Linked DNA regions of Mus musculus: region 2 is linked to region 1. The links are chromatin contacts, found by POLR2A ChIA-PET in ENCODE. All regions are on one chromosome and are shown on one strand. Each heading gives the region's core, a stretch centred on a gene start or an enhancer-like site at or near the end of the contact. The rest is flanking DNA. Distances are from core to core; before and after follow the strand shown.

What was found. ChIA-PET counts read pairs that join two places held with the same protein, here RNA polymerase II (POLR2A).
Region 2: POLR2A ChIA-PET joins it to region 1 with 10 read pairs in embryonic stem cell. The contact joins the promoter of Odf2 here to the promoter of Coq4 in region 1. POLR2A ChIA-PET finds 5 or more read pairs at or near these places in 4 of 5 experiments (Patski and embryonic stem cell).

The regions. Positions count from the first base shown.
Region 1 is chr2:29,785,041-29,790,006 of GRCm38, forward strand. Coq4 (coenzyme Q4) reads left to right here and starts at 2,453. Exons shown (of 7, transcript NM_178693.5): 1 at 2,453-3,317; 2 at 3,397-3,528; 3 at 4,863-4,959. The coding sequence starts at 3,245. It overlaps Trub2 (TruB pseudouridine (psi) synthase family member 2), which reads right to left and starts at 2,631. Exons shown (of 8, transcript NM_145520.5): 1 at 2,463-2,631; 2 at 1,436-1,567. The coding sequence starts at 2,571.
Region 2 is chr2:29,886,997-29,891,778 of GRCm38, forward strand. Odf2 (outer dense fiber of sperm tails 2) reads left to right here and starts at 2,994. Exons shown (of 21, transcript NM_001369060.1): 1 at 2,994-3,215; 2 at 3,770-4,006. The coding sequence starts at 3,975.

The DNA of each region.
Region 1 (4,966 bases), core at 1,203-3,702:
GCCAGTTCATTTCTTCAACTAATGAGCCTTGAGGGTAACTTTGGCAAGAGGCCCTCATTCCAAGAACAGAAGGGCCTCATGGGGATCAAATTATGCTAGGCTGTATTTCCAGGCTTCTCTTCCTCGGAAGCTGGAACCACTATTTCCCTAGTTCCCTGGGCCCAGAGAAAGGGCAACGCAAGACTCTTCTTCCTCTGCCTATCACTATTCGCCCCATTTGAGGCTTTGAGATCAGGCATCACACTGGGGATCAAGATTCTGGGCTTCTCTGCACATCGTGTGCTGATAGAAAACCTGGCCATTCTCCTCCTGAATCAGTGAGCTCCCTAAGGTGGGACCTAGGTCTGTCTGTCTACAATACTGACCTATGGCCCCAGACTCAGTGTCTTGACCACTAAAAGACTGACTACAGCTTAATGTGCCCCAGCACTTGGGAGGCAGAAGCAAAAGGATCAGAATCCAGACTTCAAGGTCATATTTAACTATACAGTGAGTTCAAGACCAGCCTGGACTACAGGAGGCTGTGTCTCAAAACACAAAAACAAGAGCTGGCGAGGTGGCTCAGTGGGTAAAGGCTGCCACGCCTGATGACTTCAGTTTGATCCTGGGACCCATGGTGGCCTGAGAGAAGTGATTCCCAAAAGATGCCCTCCGACTTTCACACCCAGGCCTTGGTGTGCACACATACATACAAATAATACGTTTTTGTTTTTGTTTTTTTTTAATAAGGGACCTACCTCACAGAACTGGGGTGAGGACAAAGATAACATGATGTCTAATACAGAGCAGGTATTAATAACACAGGTCTACCAGAAGTTCTCAGCTTCCCTAGAGAGTCCTAGAATAGCTAAGAGTCAGCAAAGTGTAGTTCACAAGTCAAATCATCAAGTCTACTTTGTTTTGAGACTGGGTCTCACTGTGTTGCCCAGGTTGGCCAGGGACTCCTAAATTTAAATGATCCTTTCAGTCTCCCATAGAAGACAAAGGCTGCTGGACACCGGTGTTTATAACTGCTCTCAAAATAGCTGTTTTGTACTCCAGCCTTTTTTTTTTTTTTTTCCTTCGAGACAGGGTTTCTCTGTATAGCCCTGGCTGTCCTGGAACTCACTTTGTAGACCAGACTGGCCTCAAACTCAGAAATCCGCCTGCCTCTGCCTCCCAAGAGCTGGGATTAAAGGCGTGCACCACAACCATGTGGCTGCACTCCAGTCTTGACTAAAATACAAGAAGGTTCTCTCCTTTCCTACAGTCTAGAGATGCTTTGCATTACAATAGCAAAGAGGAGCAGAGCCAAGGAAAACACAAGGCTGTAGGCAGAAGCTGTTTAAAATCTTCCCTCTCTAGGGAAGTTTGCCAAACCCTGGGCTAGAAATCTAACTCAGGCCAGGGATTTCCTCTAACATCACGGCCAGGGTCCTGTCTGACTCTGCCTTACCAAGTCTGTGGGTGGTGAGGGAGGGTACATTGGTGGCTCTGAGAGTCAACTTCTTCTCTTCACTGCCTTCCACAGGGCCTAGCAAGAAGCGAACACGCTGATCAGGAGCAGGAGGCTGCTGGGCATTGAGACCTAAGCACAAAAGAACACAGTCAGTACTTTTCCAACCCGCAAGAGAAGGGGTAGAGAGATGGTAGCATAGAAGATGGATTTGTGTATCGTAGAAAACGTACTATGACTCCTTCAGAAGCCAGGTATCATTAATTCCAGCACTGGGGAGGCAAGAGGCGGGCCTATCTCTGAATTCAAGGCCTGACTGATCTACAGAGTTATTTCCAGGGCAGCCAGGGGTATACAGAGAAACCATTCTCTAAAAAGTGAAGAACAAACAAACAAAACAAAAATCCTAGGTTGGAAGTGTAGCTCAATTCATGGAGTGTTTGCACAATACGCAAGACGCCCCGGGTTCCATCCCCAGCACCCTAATGGGAGGTGGTACTACACAGATGTAGTCTAAGACCTTGGGTAGTGAAGGCAGGACAGTCAAAAGTTCAAGGTTATCTTCATCTTACATAGCAAATTTGAGGCTACATGACAGTTTTTAAGAAAATAAAAGAAAGGAAAAAAAGGCAAAGAAAAAAATTGGTGTTTGAGGGTCGGGGTGGTGGTCACGCTTGTGATCCCAGCATCTGGCAGGTGGAGTCAGGAGAGTCAGAATTCTCAGTGCCTCACTGATTTCAAGGTCGGATTAATTAGAAAAGACCCTGTCTCAAAAGGCAAAAAAAAAAAAAAAAAAAAAAAAAGTTCAAATTCTAACTCTGTAACAGAAACCGCGAAAAAAAACCCAACACTATAGAATGAATTTCTCTAAAGGAAAATAGCGGAGAGTGGGTAGTAACGAAATGTGTACAAGAGAAAAAAAACAAACAAACAAGAAACAGCTACAACCCGGCAAACGAACCACGTGACCTCACTCCACATCAGAAAGAACTAAAGCAAAACCGTGGGTCCGCGTCGGAGTTCTCACCTTTAAGCAGTTGCAACTCCACGGTCTCACGCAAGTGCAGCCACTTCAGCCCCGGAGGTTTATAGACAGCGAAGAGCCCCTGCAGCCGAGCTAGGCCAGAAGAACCCATGGCTGGAACTCAGCGGTTCAACATCATCCAGAAGCGGGGATGCGGGCGGAAGTGCTGCGTGGTCCTTTCCCAAATGTGGTCCCTACTGTAGGTAGCCGCCTTGTTTCCTTGGCAGGAAGAGGTTCTTTTCTTATTGCCCTCCGGGGGGGAAATAAGAGATGGAGAAGAAAATAGGGCCGGATATCGAGCAACCGAATTCTCGGTTATGTTATTTTTGAATTCTTTTCAGGAGTTTTTTGTTTGTTTGTTTCTCATATATCCCAGGCTGCCCTCAAACTTGCTAAGTTGCCGAGAATTCATTACTTTTCTGTCTCCACTTTTCCAAGATCTGGAGTGACGAGTAATTCACATCAGGCTTGGTTTTTGAGACAAGGTCTCTAGTACTGCCTTCGTACTTAAGAAATAGCCAAGAAGGATCTCGAACTGATCCTACGGCCTCCAGGTTTCAAATGCTGGGTTGACAGGCCTACGTTATAAATAACGCCTGGCTCACAGCAGTTGTTTTACTTCAGTGGCAAACAGATCTTGTGGCTTTCCTTCTCATGCTCCTGTCCATATTACAACATCTCCGATCAAAAAGCCACAGTGAGTGCAGTGTCCCAGGAGTCTTTTGACTTCTCGGGCCTCCGTAGTACCTGCGGAGCCCCGCCTAACCACGCGGACGTCCGCTGCCATGGCGACCCTGCTGCTGCTTCGCTCCCTGCGCCTCCACCGCAGTCTTCGGCCCCGTACGCGGCCAGCTGTAGGTGAGCAGCTCTGATTCCAGTGTCCGCGGCGACCAGAGGGACCGGACTCCTCTCACCTTTACCTCTTTTCTGCTCGCAGATGTACCCCTCAGGGCCGGGAGCCATGGCGCCCGCCTGCTGTACCCGGACCACATCCCAACCACCCCGCTGCAAAAGATGCTGCTGGCTGCGGGCGCGGCGGGAATGGCTCTCTACAACCCCTATCGCCACGGTAAGACGGTTTACTCTTCGGTCTCGAAAGCTGGGACCGGTGAAGACTTGGTTTGTGGGCATCCAAACCTGGCTGCGCCTATCATATTTCCCAGGATCGTTTATGATAATCAGGTGCCTGATTCTAGCTAGAACTGTTTTGGGTCTTCTGGGCACAGGGAGGAGAGGAAGAAAGAAACGTGAAGTCTACAAGTCTGCCTTTTTGTAATTCTTGGAAGAGTGTCACCCTAGCATATTAATCTCTGGGCTGAATGACCAGGTACACACCAAATTACAGCATTCTCACTGGGTAGTAAGTAAACTTGGTAAGGGCCATGATCTTCAGGATTTTCTTTGCTGAAACAGTTCAAGATCAGCTTCTTTTTGTTTGTTTGGCTTTGGTTTTTTCAAGACAGGGTTTCTCTGTGTAGCCCTGGCTGTCCTGGAACTCATTCTGTAAACCAGGCTGACCTCGAACTCAGAAATCCGCCTGCCTCTGCCTCCCAAGTGCTGGGATTAAAGGCATGCGCCACCACTGCCTGGCAAGATCAGCTTCTTTTTCCATACATACCCAGTCTTTGCTCAAAGAAAGAAAAGATGGGAGGAAGTAAAAGAAGAGACATGTGGCATGGTTTATATAGGATCTGGTGACTGTACCTGCACTCAACTCTAGCGCCATTTTTTAAAAATTGTTTTGTTGAGGCAAGGTCTCTTATAGACTGGGCTGTCCCCTAACTCCATAGATAGCCAAGGATGACTTTGAATTCCTGATCACCCTGCCTCCCTACCTCCTGAATGCTGGGACTACAGGTGTGTGCTACCCTCATACCCAGTTTATATGATGCTGGGAACCAAACTCAGGGCTTTGGGTGTGCTAAGCAAGCACTGTGTCAGCCTAGTTACTGCCATTCATCACCATTTAATCTCAAGGCCGGTGGAAACAAGACACTCTGTCTTGATAATGGTCTATGAAAGTGGTTCCTGCTGTTGATGAAAGCCTCCATATTCCTATAGGTTTGTAATGTTAAGGATAGTAGCTAGCCGGGTGTGGTGGCATACGCCTTTAATCCCAGCACTCGGGAGGCAGAGGCAGGTGGATTTCTGAGATCGAGGACAGCCTGGTCTACAAAGTGAGTTCCAGGACAGCCAGGGCTATACAGAGAAACCTAACTGTCCTAGTGGTACACGCCTTTAATATAGCACTTGGAAAGCAGAGGCAGAAAGATCTCTGAGTTTGAGGCCAGCCTGGTCTGCATAATGAGTTCCAGGCCAGCCTGTACTACAAAAAGAAACTGTCTCAAAAACAAACAAACAAAAGAATCCATTCTCTGTCTTTTCCCATCTCTGTCCTTTCAGACATGGTTGCAGTTCTAGGGGAGACCACAGGATGCCACACCCTGAAATTCCTCAGGGACCAGATGAAGAAGGATCCAGAGGGTGCCCAGATTCTACAGTAGGTC
Region 2 (4,782 bases), core at 1,744-4,243, 100 kb after region 1:
GGAAGAACAGTCAGTGCTCTTAACCGCTGAGCCATCTCTCCAGCCCCCGACACTCGAAGTTTTACTTATTTGTATGAATGCTTTATCTGTGTGTGGTGTGTGTGCTCACTGGCTGAATGACTAGATCCCTCTAGGGGTCAGAACTGGGCATCAGATCAACCAGAACTGGAGTTACAGATAGTTGTGAGCCACCTTGTGGGTGCTGGGAACCAAAGCCAGGTGCTTTGCAGGAGCAGCCAGTGTTCTTAGCTGCCGAGCCATCTCTCTAGCCCCGACAAGTATGTGTAAAAATAAACCCCCTTTGCTTCCTTCCTCATTTCACCTTACTGTGGTGTCCTTGAGCTTCTGTCATCATTTTCCAAACCTCCTAACTTCTAGCACCTCAGGAATGACTCCTCTTTTTATTATTTTTGGCTCTTTGAGACAGCGTTTCTCTGTGTAACCTTGGCTGTCCTACAAGTAGCTCTGTAGAATAGATTGGCCTCAAACTCATAGAGCTGCATGCCTCTGTCTCCCAAATGCTGAAATCAAAGGTGTCTGCCACCGCCGGCCGGACTTCCTCCAATACCGTCCATTTTCAGACCTTTTATTGCAAAAGTCAGAAATAGCTGACTAACAGGGAGGACTGTTTAGACTGTTTAGTATGGAATAGACAACATAAAAGCTTTCCTTGTCTGGTTTCATTAGTATGATAGGTCATGTACTCCTCTGAGACTGAATGGCAGGTGCTAATGTGCCTTGAATGTAGCACGGACTTAGTTCAATGAATAGGGACATGCTAAGACATGAGCAACAATTCCATTTGGAAGTAGCAAAAGGATATTTCATTATTTTAACTAAATCGAAAAGTCTTGCTATGTAGACCACGCTGGCTTCAAACTCCTGACCAAATCAACTTGTCTCAGCCTCCTGATAGAATTCTGAGATTATAGCTATGTACCATCGTGTTTACAAAGGAGACACTTTACAGACATGTTTGAGCTGCACCTTGAAGCAGGTTGTTTATCTTAGGCAGCAAGAAGCACACATACATCTGAAGGCAGACCAGAAGGGCAGCTAAGGGTGGGAAAGTGTGTAGATATTAAGGGAATTTCATTTGGTAGATTTTTTCTCTATGAAATAGGGAACTTGATGTATGGAATGCAGAAGAGACAAAAGTTTGGAAAAGCCTCTGTTGGTAATTGTCTAGAGAGAACTGCTGGACAGAGTGGAGACAATGATTCGTGGAGATTATAACACGCACGTGTTACTGAAAATTGAATCTAGGATTTTGCTCAGGTCAGGCAAGGGTTCTAACTCGGAGTTCCTGTCCCCAGCTGTATGCTCTTGCGGAACCTCAGGATGGTAGAGATAGGTAGGACTGAGGGATACAGACTGGCCTTCAACTAACTCATGGCCATCTCCCTCCTTCATTGAGATTACTGGCATGAAAAAAAGAAGAAGAAGAAGAAAGAAGAAAGAAGAAAGAAGAAAGAAGAAAGAAAGAAGGAAGAAGGAAGAAGGAAGAAGAAAGAAAGAAGAAGAAGAAGAAGAAGAAGAAGAAGAAGAAGAAGAAGAAGAGGAGAAGAAGAAGGAAGAAGAAAGAAAGAAGAAGAAGAAGAAGAAGAAGAAGAAGAAGAAGAAGAAGAAGAAGAAGGAAGAAGAAAGAAGAAGAAGAAGAAGAAGAAGAAGAAGAAGAAGAAGAAGAAGAAGAAGAAGGAAGAAGAAAGAAGAAGGAAGAAGAAAGAAGAAGAAGAAGAAGAAGAAGAAGAAGAAGAAGAAGAAGAAGAAGAAGAAGGAAGAAGAAGGAGAAGGAGAAGGAGAAGGAGAAGGAGAAGGAGAAGGAGAAGGAGAAGGAGAAGGAGAAGGAGAAGGAGAAGGAGAAGGAGAAGAAGAAGAAGAAGAAGAAGAAAGGCTCGGCTTGCTGGTGTACTCCTATAACCCCAGCAAGCAGCAGAGATAGGCAGATTTCTGCTCAAACGCAGCAAGTTCCAGGCCAGCCAGGGTTGCACGCACAAAATGAACCGTCAAGGGTTGACGAACAAATATGACATGGTAAGACTGCCCTGCCGGCTGTGGAGGTGGGAAGGTAGTTCACGCTCCAGGGAGGAGCTGGTGGGAGCACAACTACTGTGTTGGAGTTAAGGTGTCAAGGAAATGAGGTCTACCCAGCCCGGAGGTTGTTAAAGTCTCCCAGAATCCAGGGCGGGAACGTGAGCCTCGTGACAGTCCCCCACGATTGGCTAACAGGGAAGCATAGTTGAGAAGATGGCGGCTCAGCAGAGAGAACCTCAGCAGAGCAGGTCCGTATAGAAGCGGCGTACGGTGTGCGGGAGGGCGGCAGGGGCGTGGGGAGTGCGGCCTCTTCCTTCGGTTTGGGGCGTGTGGGAGAGGGGTACAGTTTGTGGAGTGTGCACAAGTTGTCTGCACTGAGCGGCCGAGGCATAGGAATGGCTTTCCAGAAGCCCCAGCCTGTCGCTTGTACAGACGCCCTCTGCGTCCAGCTTCCTCCTGTGTTTCGAGGGGAGCGCGTTAGGGTTCAGGATTCAGGAGGACCAGGGCAAAATGGCGGAGGGGACTCGGTGGCCTGAACGGTGGGGCAAGACCAGGCCGGCTGGCGCGGGAGGCGTCGCGTGTCTCCCTGACGACGGGGCGGTGGACAGGCCTCGTGACCCAGAAGTGGGCGGAGCGTCCCCGTGTGGGGCGGGGCATCTCTGTGACGCTGGGGGCTGGGCCTAAATGGCGAAACCCGAGAGGCTCCGGGGGGGGTTTGAACTGGCCAATGGGCGAGCTGCCGACCGGTTGTCGGAAAAGGAGGCGGAAGCGGGGAGGAGCCGCCGCGGGAGCCGGACTGCATCCGCCGCGGCGTCTCCATGGCACGACCCTGGCCTCCGACTTCAACGACTTCATAAGGAGACGGTTCTGGGCGCAGCCGTGCCGCTCTTGGTGAGAGGCCACGCGGCGGGGCAGGGCGTAGAGTGCCGCGGGTTCAAGCCCCGCGCTCCCGGGGCTGGCTCGACCGGGCACCGTCCCCGAGTCTAGGCGCGCTCCTTCCTGCGTCCGAACCCGGCCCGCCCCGCTCCTCGTTGGGCGCGGGCCCTTCCTCCTCCCGCTAACGGGCGGGCCGGCCGCCTCCGTCCTCTCCGGGCCATCGGCAGCGCTCTTTCCCTCCTCTGCTGTCCTCGGGCAGGGCTGCGCCCTTCTATGGGCAGAACCCCGTCCCCTCTTGCCCGCTGGTGGGTGGCCGTGCGCCCCATCCTCCCCGGAGGCCACCCCTGCTCTCTGCGGACTGGGCCGCAGCAGTTACATGCGCTCGGGGTGGGCAGGCCTCCGGGGACCCTCCAGACCAGCTCCAGGGATGTGGGTGATCCAGGAGCGGTCTGGCTCTCCATGCCGCCCCGCCTAGGCCGCCGCTCCACCCCTTCCATCTATTGGTTCTCCCTGGTAGCTATTCTGCCGGGAACGCCCCTTCACCTAGGAGACAGTTGCCCAGGCACTGTCCCGAAGATCCCTCCAGCTCCCTGTGCGGGTTCCCGCCCCTGGGGGGCCCACTTGGGGCCTAGCAGTTCTCACCTTCTTCGCACTCCAGGCAGCCCTCAGGTTTAAACCCTAGTAGCCGTCGGCCCGCTATTCTTCCCGGGTGGGGTCTGGGCATGCTGGTCGTTGTCCTCCTTTCAGTGACGTGGCCCCTCACTGTCCTGCCGCGCCCTCCACCTGCCTCCTGGCGGCGCACTCGGCACCCCGCAGGTCGCTCAGCCTCTCCTGTCTCCCTCCCTCCCCACTTTGGCAGGACAGTTGCTGTGCGACTTGGACAGTAGAGGAGCGCCTCCCAAGTTTTCATCCAACTGCCACCCCCAAAGCTTCCACCCTCCTCCCCTCAGAGAGAGGACGTTTGATGCCCGGCCCCTGAGATTCTCATTGGCCAGCCCCTCTGGGTCCCCCTGAGCAGAGCCTGCCGACCCAATTGCCCATCTTTGCGGCTTTGATGCTTAACCATGTCTGCCTCATCCTCAGGCGGCTCCCCCAGGTACAGCCAATGTGGGGGGCGCCTTTGCAGTAGGGCAGGGAAAGGTGGTCAGGGCTCCCCAGGCCAGGCTCAATGGAAACTTTTTTTTAGTTTCCCAGGTACTGAAAGTCTGGACCCAAAACACTTGAAAGTGACTTTGAAAGGGGAGGAGTAAAGACTCCCCTCCCCCGCCTACAGCTTACTAGTAGCAAACAAGATCACTCTTAATGCTTTGAGTTCAGCTTGGCTTCAGACTCACTAGGTAGTCAAGGTTGTGCTTGAATTCCCGATTCTCCTTTCTCCACGTCCCATGTGGTGGCTTAAAAGCGTTTCCCACCATGGCACCTCTAAACTAGTGTTAAAGTGAGCAGAGATATTATAAGTAAGTAGAAGGGGGGAAAACTTGAGGTTCTACTTTGAACAGTCTTCTTCCGAGTGGCCGTCCGGCTCGCTCAGTAGTTGTTTGTGAGCCGAGCAGAGTGCAGACCATGGTGCTGTTGCTTTAGGTTTCAGTCTTCCCCCTGAAGAGCTGGTGAGGTCGGCAGAAGGCTATCTGGGAACTGTGAGGAGGCAGTGGGCTAGGTTAGCTTTAACCATTGCAGACCGTTCTCCCCCAGCCGGGACTCTGGCTGGACTGCTGGTCTGGAGCACAGTATTGGCTGTTTTGCACTTGTCGTATTGGGCTGCATATGTACAAGCAAGGCTCTGGTGTGGGCAGTGAGTGGACCACGTTGGGAAGTGGGGTCTTCGTATGCTTCAGCAAGGGTGTGAGCCTTCCTTTTACAAGCTGGTGTCCC